Regions from separate parts of the Homo sapiens genome. Here region 2 is linked to region 1. A link is a contact called in ENCODE Hi-C or POLR2A ChIA-PET data. All regions are on one chromosome and are shown on one strand. Each heading gives the region's core, a stretch centred on a gene start or an enhancer-like site at or near the end of the contact. The rest is flanking DNA. Distances are from core to core; before and after follow the strand shown. Region 1 overlaps LOC105376380 (a long non-coding RNA gene). Region 2 has its middle 27 kb from the start of LINC02561.

Region 1 (5,297 bases), core at 1,129-3,628:
CCTCATTTCATGATCACACTGTCTGTGAGCTGGAGCCCCACACCCAGGGCTGCCCTAGCCCGCTGTGCAAAGGGTCAGCCCAGCAAGAATGGAGGTTCCCGGAGCCAGCAAGGACCCTGCCCAGGGCTGGGTTCAAAGCACCAGCTTTAACAGCTGTCGGAGGGAAAGCAGTGAGCAAATGTGCTCAGTGTCTCAGTCCCAAAAAGGTGGATATGGCCGCGCCCACCTGAGCCGGAGTCCCTCTCCCAGTCCCTGGGTGGCTTGGGCCTTCTTGTGTTTGTTCTGGCTTCTCGCCTTCTCCCCTCTTCCCCTGCAAAGCCCTTTGTGTAATGGGTTTTCCCTTCCAACTCAATCTCAAGAATTGTTTAGCCAAGGAGGGCCCTTGAGTCTCTCCCTGGGTGTTTGTTTTTGTTGAGAGGAAGCGCTAGTTATGAGTCAGTCCACCAGCAGCATATCCGAGAGCAGGCCCAACGCGGTGGGGCGCGTGCTCTGCTGATCCGCAGCCATCCGGGTTCAGCCCAGCCTGGCCAGCAGCTGCGGGTCACCAGCCAGAGCCATCACAGGGCGGGTTGTTAGGAGCAGTGTGTGGCAGGCATGACCCTCCTGGTGGGGGACAGAGGGGACGGTCCCCAGGGAAGGGAGCCACAAGGCAGACCACAAGCTGGACAGAAGTCAGGAACGCAGGCTGAGGAAAACCATTGCAGTTCTGTTCTAGGAGCCCAGAATGCCAGAGCCAAGGACACCCTCCTGAAAGACAGTGCAGCCAACAGAGGCATGGCCCCACCTGGGCAGGAGGGTGCCGGCCGGCTGAAGGTACCAGTGGGCTGATCTACCTGAGGGACTTGGCAAGGCTAGAGGAGTCAAGGCCAACCTGCAGCTCTGGGCGTCCTAGAGCACATGCCAAAGGCTGTCCAACCATTCGGAAGACCAAGCAGCACAGCGTTGTCACCACACACAAAGTCACAGAAGCCTCCCTCTCCAGGTGTGTGATGACCATGAGGACTGGCCCTGGTTCTTCCTGCGGGCCTCACCTGTGTAAAGAATGTCTGTCTTCTATCTACCACCCTCCCAAGGATGCAGTTGAAGGAAAAAGAAGCATAAGACAGATTTTCTGCCCTCCAGAGATGTGGACTAAAAATCGGAATGAAAACATGGATGCACAAAACAGACAACAAGGCAACGCTTTCCATTGTTAACGGTGTGAGTTACAGAGCAGCAGTGTGGGTCAGCGCCTGCTCAGCCAGAGCTGAGTCTTCTCCTGCACTTCAGCACCAGCCCTGCCCACACAAAGTCCTGGGCATCGCACTGCACCAGGAGCTCTGACATGAACAATGCCCAGTGATATTTCACAATCACCCCGCCCTTTTATGTTTTGTCTGTCCTTCTGGGCAGGTGCGGGCTGGGCACTGCCCTGCCTGCTTTTAACAGATAAAGAAATGAGCCCAAAGGAAGAAAAGCTCATAAATGTTCACAACGTCACCTGCTGAGTCAAGGCACAAACATCTGACATTCTCCCCTCTCTGGCTGCCAAAGGAGAGAACTGGGCCTGGCTGGTTAGTTCCACCCCATGAGAGCCCCCCAGAAATGCCCACCTAAGAGACTGGTTCCCCTGCCCATGAGCCTGCCCCCACCTAGCCCAGCCACCTAAGAACACACAGGCTTTCTCCAGCAGCCAGTGTGTCTGGGAGGAGGAGACCTTTTCTTTTTGGCCCACTTGCTGGTTTCTCTCAGCACAGCTGGGCTCAGTGACACTGGATTTTGGGCATTACAAGCACGAGTCTTAGAAGCAAAGGCATAATTGCCCCCCACAGGCATTGTTCCATCTGCTGGAAGAATGAATCAATAATATTGTATTAACCCCAGAAGCAGGGCTGCCATGTTCAGTCTGACAGGTTGCACACTGCACAACTGCAGGGGGGCACCAGCCACATAGTGACCTGCCTGGAAGAATTTATAATTTAATGAGGACAAACAAATCTTAGCATAGATCTCACTGTACTAGAGACAAAAGGGTTAGAATCAAGCAGACTTTTCCACAGCTAGCACTAGGGATGACAGTAAATGACAACAGGCTGGGTACGAGGGGCTTGGTCCCAAGCCCAGCTCAGACAGCAACTAACTGACCTTTGGCAAGAGCCTCGGTCACATCACTTCCAACAAGAAAAAGCACAGGAAAGCCCTGCGGGAGCGTCTAACTTAAGTACTAGGTAGCATCATTTTAAAAGTGAAACTCTGGCTGGACTAACAGCCCTTAGCCGTTCCTTCTGGCTGGGCCGTGGTGCAATTTTTTGATATAACAGGTGGGATCACCAGGGGCAGAGGACTCAGAGATGGGGGAGAGCAGGAAGAGTGAGCTGGGTGAGCCCTGCCCAAACACTCCAAGAACACGGAAGCAAACACACGCCCTTCGACCACTTCGCTTATTTTTTTCACCCCCTCTCAGGCCGGAACAAAGAGCCTTTTTGTGAGTTTAATGGTGTCTGACTTACTCAGCAAACTTTTCTGTCTCCTTTGCTGTGAGGAAAAAAACAAAGCTCTCTGTCCGGTTTGTTAGGTTCCTTTGAAGAGCTTGCTGCTTGGGTTTAGGCAAACAGGAACCCAGCTGGCACCGCCCTGGTCAGGGCGCTTTCTGGGAGACTTTCCCCAGGCCTCGTCTGGATCCGGGCTGAAGAGGGGGTGGAGAGAGGTGGGCACAGAACAAAGGGTGAGGGCACCTAGCAACCTTCCAGGACAGGTGTTACAGCTGATGCTCCTGAGCAAGCTCTACCTAAAGGAGTTCATTGAATCCTCACCACCCCTCTGAGGGAAAGGACCATGTCCCCACTGCCTGGATCAGGAAACGCAGACTGGCCGAGGTCAAGGACTTTGCCAGCGGTCACACAGACAGGGAGTCCACCCCCAACACCTTTACTCTTTCCACTCACTGAGTCCACCCCCACCCCAGAGATCCCCCAGCCTTCGCTCATCCTTTCCTCATCCTCCCAGAACCCAGGATCTGCAGAGCAGGAAGTTCAATAGCCAGGCCTGATGTCGTTAGTCAGTCCTGGGGACAGGCATCCTTTCCTGTCCCCTGTGAGTTCAAATTCCAACTCAAGCAACATACAAACGCCAAACTCAGCTCACACCTCCGGCTCTGAGCTGCAGGGTCCACTTGTGGGGAAGGGGAGACAGCCCAGCTCCCTCCCTCCCTCTCCCTTATCCACACACATACACACACTTGCACACACACAAAGACACACATGCACATGCATGCACACACACACTCGTGCACACACACACGCCTCCTGGCATGCCACAGGGAGATAACGCACACAGCCACCTCCCAGTGACCACAGAGCTCTATCTCAGGGTGACGTCACCTCATACACAGCTCCCAGTTCACTCTAAGTGATTCATCGAGGGCGTAAACTCTGAGGGCGATGGAGGCATCAGGGTACAGAGATGAAGTCAGTTTAGTGCCATTTCCTATCCATGGGCTCCCCAGAAGTAAGAGAGAAAGGAAGGAAGGCCTTTTAAAAGTCCACATTGGAGCCAGTGACTTGTGGCTTTCCCTTGCAGAAAAGAAACTTTGGCAACAGCTAGTAGTCATCTTCTCCTGAGCCCGCCAATCTCACAGCCCCCTCCACACACACACACACACACACACACACACACACACACACACACACAGAGCTGCAGCTGCAGCACTGCCTAGCTGGCCCCCAAACACTGTAGCGCTGAACAGACCAAAGATGGAGACACTAACTGTGATCATCATAACCAGTGTGCACTGAACACTCAGCACGTGCCAGGCTATGCTAAGCCCTTTCCATGTGAAAAAGAAATTTCCACTTGATTCCCACGACAACTCAACAAGGTAGGAACTGTTAAAAGAAAACTTTAGACGAATTAAATTTAAATTAATCTAGCAATCAATTGAGTTTCATTTGAAATGAATTGAGTTTAATTAAGCAAAGGATTCATGAAGTGGGCAGCCCTCAGACCAGAAGAGGTTCCAAGGGCTGAGCTCCACTCCACAGTGTGGGCAGGGAGTGTTTATAGACAGAAAATGGAAGTGAGCTGCAGAGACAGCTCATTGGTCACAGCTTGGTTTGCCGTGTTTGAACATGGACTACTCAGCAGCCACCTGCGATTTATAGAAGCTCAGCTGCTGTGATTGGCTAAGACTCGGCTATTTCTTACAAAAGTACACTCCTAAGCTAGGCCTGCAGTTCATTTGCTGCTAAGGTCGCAGTTGGACTCAAAGTGCAGAGGCATCCTCAGACCAAATTTGGTTTAATTTAACCCTACCATTATTCCCATTTTTCAGATGAGGAAAGTAAGGCTCAGAGCTCGGGTAACGCCTCCAAACTCCCACATCTAGTGAGTGGCAGAAGAGCCGTGGCCAAAACCTGCGCTTTCTGGCCGGAAAGCCCAAGCTCTTCCCCGCTCCAGCGTGGAGCTTCTCTGCCATTTGAACCACCTGTGCTCAGATGACTCTCAGCCCTATCCTGCTCTGCTTGGCCGGGCCCAGAGCCCATCCCATTCCATCTCCTCCATCCCCGCTTCCTTCCATGTTGTCCCCTGCAGCTTCTTGTCTGCACCACACTGTGGAGTCCAGCAAGGTGACTCAGGGAAGGGACAGGAGATGCAGCTACCTCCTGGTTCCTGGAAGCTTCTGACATCCCAGGTGGCCTCTGAAGATCTGCAGAATAGGGTGGGTGTGGGAGCCCAGGTGGAGAGAGGCTGTGGTCAGCTGCATAGTATCACCCCCAAAGATGCCCTCCTCCTGATCCCTGGAGCTTGGGAACACGTGACCTCCCTTTGTGGGGGTGATTGGGTTATGAACCTGGATCTGGAGAGATGACCCTGGATTATTGGGTGCACCAGGAGTCATCCCAGAAGCGCCTTATAAGAGGCAGGCAGGACTCAGCGCTGATGGTAAGAGTCAGTGGAGAAAGAAGTACCTTATAAGAGGCAGGCAGGACTCAGCGCTGATGGTAGGAGTCAGTGGAGAAAGAAGCAATGCCAGGAAGGGGCCTCAAGAAGCCAAAGAGGCAGAAAGATTCTCCCCTGAAGGGTCCGGAAGGAACCAGCCCTTCCAGCACCTTGGTTTGGACTTCCGACCTGCAGGCTGCGGGAGCGACATTTGCGTGGTTTAAACCACTGTGTTTGTGGCAATTTGTTGCAGCCACCCCAGGAAACTAGTCCAGAGAGCACACCAGAACCTCGGGGACTTATTGGCGACTATGCTAGGCGGCTGGGGCGGCCTCAGCAAAATGCCCCAGGCTGCCGGCTTGACCAACAGAGACAGATGC
Region 2 (4,890 bases), core at 117-2,616, 250 kb before region 1:
TGATGAACAGATGAATGCATAAAGAAAATGTGTTATATATACACCATGGAATATTATATTGCTTCTTTTTCAACCAATTTGTTATTGGTGTATGGAAATGCAACTGAGTTTTGTATGTTGAGTTGGCATTCAGCACCTAATTCCCCAGCTTCCTTCTCCTGTTGCAGAGCCTCAGGTTGGCATACCAAAATAACATATCACCCTGAGTCCCGGAATGTCCACCTAGAGCAAAGCCCTGGACACTATGAATGACAGACAGAAGTTCATTTTGTTAAGCTGATGAGATTTGGAAGTTGTTACTTCAGCGTAATTTAATCTATCCAAATACTCCAATCTTGAGTCAGTTGCCTGCAACCATGTTTGGTTTCAAACACTGTATTAGCTGGAGCTCAGTGCCAGAACCAAGAACTGTTCTATGCCTTTTAAGCAGAAATGAGATAAATAATTTTGGTTGCTTAGAAAACACTGGTAAGGCCTGGAGATGGAAGCTTAACATGACCTCTAAGAACTGCTCCAAGAACAGTGTGTACCTGACCCCGCACATGAGTGTCTGCACCTGCCCCATCAGGAAAGCTACCTCGGAAATCCTTGCACTCAAGAACATACCTCCATCCATAGCTACGATGGCCAGAATCGGGAAGCCACAGCCACACAGTGCCCTGGACACAGGAGCCCAGGAACCACTGCACAGCGGGTGGTGCAGTGAGTGTAGCCACCCCACATCTGCCTGTAGTCACCTTGGAAGCCAGAGGCTGTGCCTGCCACCTCTAACTTTCACTGCCAGCAGAAAACACCAAATGCCCTAGGATTTGGCTGCTGCTTCTTTCTGCCTTCCAACACTTGTGTGGGTGCTTCAAAATGGCAGAACCCAATGAGCATATAGAAGTCGTATTTGCAAGGTCTTTCCACATTGTCTTAACCTCTTTGTGCTTGGCCAGTTTTGCCAATGTGCATTTATTTGTTTATTCAGTTTGATATATCCTAATCTTGTGATTCCAGAGAGTGGAATTCATTTGGCTTTCTGTAAGTTATGCTGCATTTCATTAATTGCACATTTTTTCACGTAAAATGAAATCAGGATGCAACTTAAAGTTGATAGCATGACATAAGTTAGTTGGCAGAGTTTTTTCTTTCTTAAGTAGTATATAAAATAATAATGCATCTTACAACTGTCAGCATCTTATATTTGAAGAACCCACATACCCAAGAGGGAATGTGGGCCTGCCAACACCTCAATTTCAGACTTCAGAACTGTGAGAGAATAAGTTTCCATAGTTTTAAGCCACCCAGTTTTGGTCAATGTGTTATAGCAGTTCTAGGAAACTGATGTAAGTGTGCATGAGGCAGGCAGGAAAGATGATGCCAGAGAGAGATTACTGTGAACAAAGCAACAGGATGTGAAATAACTGGTGTTTTCGAAACAATGAGACAAATTTAGGGTGGCCGGCATGAGGCAACCAAGAGTGGAATGGGTGTGGACAGAGGCTCCATCATGAGGACAGCCTGTGCCTTTCAAGGGATAGCAAAGCAGGCCTGACCCCAGCTGCTTTCACTGGGAGGGCGGGAGGCCTCAGAGGGCAACCCAAATGTTCCACCAGGTTCAAAGCCAAGCCACAGGGAGGCATCAGCCTGACAAAGAAAGGAAGGGGGAAGTAATCGGGAAGAAGCAGAAGACTGTTCCTACCAAAAGCAATACTAACAGGACAACAGGTTCATCATTGTTGGGAAATTGACCAGGAAAAAGTCACCAATGATGGGCAATGGGGCATAGTTGAAGACACAGGGGCTAAAGATTCCAGGGCTCTTCACTCAAGCTTATCTTTCTTTCTTTTCAATATTTGTGGGAGACAGACCACACCACAAAGAGACATGAATATCACAGGCATTTTAGTCTGCAGATTTAATATTTGTAGATGAAGCCATCTTTCACAACCTCGACAGGTATACCGGGCCATCGTTCTGCCAGGTCAGTCCCGCAACCACAAGGAAGAGGACCAGGAAAGAGGTTAGGGGAAGGAGGCACCCCAGCCATGCAAAGGCAGAAGATATTCTTAGACCATGGGTCCCAGGAGCTGCACAGTGAAGGGGTGACCACCAGCTGGGTTAGTAATCTGCTGTAGAAACTTGTCAGCTTCTTTCTTGAGGTTTATAGATTTCTCTCCTTAACATACACACATGCATGTATGCACATACATGCATACATATACACCCATACACACACATACACATACATATATGCACATATACACATACACTCAAACACATATACATACATGCAGACACATATACACATATACACATGCATGCATATACACACACGTACACATACACACACTGTGATGGTTAATTTTTTTTTCTTTTTTGAGATGGAGTTTTGCTCTTGTTGCCCAGGCTGGAGGGCAATGGCACGATCTCAGCTCATAACAACCTCCTCCTCCCAGAGTCAAGTGATTCTCCTGCCTCAGCCTCCCGAGTAGCTGGGATTACAGGCATGTGCCACCACGCTCGGCTAATTTTGTATTTTTAGTAGAGACAGGGTTTCTCCATGTTGGTCAGGCTGGTCTCGAACTCCCAACCTCAGGTGATCAGCCCGCCTCGGCCTCCCAAAGTGCTGGGATTACAGGCGTGAGCCACCATGCCTGGCCAGTGGTTAATTTTAAATGTCAACTTGACCAGGCTAAATGATGCCCAGATAGCTGGTAAAACGTTATTTCTGGGTATGTCTGTGAGGGTGTTTCCAGAGACATTAGTATTTTAGTTGAATTGACTGAATCAAATTTTGAATCTGTAGACTGAGTAGAAAAAAATCACCCTCACCAATGTGGGAGGGCATCATCCAATCCTTCAAGGGCCCACATAGAACAAAAAGGCAGCAGAGGGGCTGACTCGCTCTCCTCTGGGAGCAGGACGCCCACCTTCTCCAGCCCTTGGATGCTGACACTCCTGGTTCTCTGGCCTTCAGATGGACCGGGACTTACACTGGCCACTCCCCTGACCCACAGGCCTGGGTTTGGACTGCATTGCACCACCAGCTTTCCTGCATCTCCTGCTCACAGATGGCAGTTCATGGGACTTCTCAGCACCCCTAATCCTGTGAGCCAATCTCTCATGATAACTCTCTTTCTACACCTGTAGCTAGATCTCCTGTTAGTTCTGTTTCTCTGGAGAACCCTGACTAACACACACCCTAGAGTGGCATCCACCTGCCTGCGAATGCCTACCCTCTTCTGTTCCCTACAGTTCTGCAGCGTTCACAGACCACTGCTCAGAGACCACAGGCAGCACCACTGCCCAGGCACAAAACATGTCTGCTCAGTTATGGGAACTCCTTCACAAACTCATCAATCAGATGGCGATCAGTCCCTTCGCTGCACCCTTGACAAGCCAACAGTTTGTTCCTTCAAAGAGATTAAAGCAAAACAATGGGTTTATTACTTATCTGTAAGTATTTCAGCTCTCCTTGCCAAAGAGTGTTTAGAAACTAGCTTTTGTTGTTATTTCCTTCAGAATTTTTTTTAATTTTCTTTTTCTGTTTTATTTATACTTTTTACAAATCAAGAGCTGACTTTCAATAGATCACAGCGAGGGAGCTGCTCTGCCCTGTATAAAGCCCTGACCCAGAAGTAGGTTGTCTACAAATGATTTAGGTTCACCATGAACATGCACTGTGTGACAGGCCAGATTTTCGATTATTGTTAGAGAATTCTTAAACATCTGTGTCACAATCTCATGTTTATTTACAGAACTTTCTTTCGTATCTTCACCAGAATCTCCCTGAGAAGAAAGCAAGCCTCTCACTCAAGTTCTCGAGATAGATAATTTCTCTCTTCCTCAGTTAGAACTATAACAAACCGGCTCTCTTGGGCTGTTCTTGGGCTGTTTTTGGAAAACAATTTCCCCAGGGAGTCCAAATAGACTCTCCCTCTATTGTTCTGGCCATTTAATGTTTTTAACAGGGTCCCCCTTCTCTGCTAACATGAGTGATCAAGGCAAGAATAGCTTGGAAAGTGTTTAAGTTTGGGGTAACACTCCACCTGACTAACAGTTGTTTTCTTGTTACTGTTGGGGTTGTTTTTTATGTTTTTGTTTTTGTGTTTTGTTTTGTTTTGTTTTTTTTTGAGAGGGAGTCTCACTCTGTTGCCCAGGCTGGAGTGCAGTGGTACAATCTCGGCTGACTGCAAGCTCCGCCTCCCGGGTTGACGCCATTCTCCTGCCTCAGCCTCCCGAGTAGCTGGAACTACAGGCACCCGCCACCACGCCTGGCTAATTTTTTGTATTTTTAGTAGAGACGGGGTTTCACCATGTTAGCCAGGATGGTCTCGATCTCCTGACCTCGTGATCTGCCCGCCTCGGCCTCCCAAAGTGCTGGGATTACAGGCGTGAGCCACTGCACCCGGCCTGTTGCTGTTGGAGTTTTTTTGAGACAGGGTCTCAATCTGTTGCCCAGGCTGGAGTACAGTGGCATGATTATAGCTCACTGCAGCCCCAATCTCCTGGGCTCAAGCAATCCTCCCACCTCAGCCTCCTGAGTAGCTAGGAATACAGTCACGCACCACCATGCCTGGCTGATTTTTTTTTAATTTTTAGTAGAGATGAGGTCTCACGATGTTGCCCAGGCTGGCCTAAAACTCCTGAGCTCAAGTGATCCTTCTGCCTCAGCCTCCCAAAATGCTGGGATTAGAGGCATGAGCCACTATGCCTGGCCATGAATAATAGCTGTATCTCTTCAGGGTTCACAGAGTCATTAACTTTTGCATTTTGTGGGAATTTAACAAGTCCTGACAGGCATAGCAGTATGCAGGATTGTAAATTATCTGAAACAATCATAAGGTTTTGTAGATTACAGAAAATCTGACGATGTTAACCTATCATGATCTATAAAATACGCTA

Evidence for each region. Hi-C counts contacts between places; a loop is a spot of excess contacts on that map. ChIA-PET counts read pairs that join two places held with the same protein, here RNA polymerase II (POLR2A). Pooled maps may share reads with other maps.
Region 2: a pooled map shows a loop between it and region 1 (5-fold over the local background). The contact joins two enhancer-like sites. A Hi-C loop is called at or near these places in 5 of 50 pooled maps. POLR2A ChIA-PET finds 5 or more read pairs at or near these places in 2 of 52 experiments (Panc1 and activated CD4-positive, alpha-beta T cell).

Annotation. Positions count from the first base shown.
Region 1 is chr10:5,545,698-5,550,994 of GRCh38, forward strand. LOC105376380 (a long non-coding RNA gene) reads right to left here. Exons shown (of 4, transcript XR_930611.3): 3 at 4,947-5,113; 4 at 3,921-4,684. Among named protein-coding and RNA genes, the nearest start is that of CALML3-AS1, 22 kb to the left of the region's middle. RefSeq lists an enhancer at 675-1,174. Within about 2 kb of position 2,379, at least 23 of the 41 ENCODE cell types and tissues checked have a DNase peak (open chromatin) inside an H3K27ac peak, as active enhancers do.
Region 2 is chr10:5,296,230-5,301,119 of GRCh38, forward strand. No RefSeq gene overlaps it. Among named protein-coding and RNA genes, the nearest start is that of LINC02561, 27 kb to the left of the region's middle. Within about 2 kb of position 1,367, at least 10 of the 41 ENCODE cell types and tissues checked have a DNase peak (open chromatin) inside an H3K27ac peak, as active enhancers do.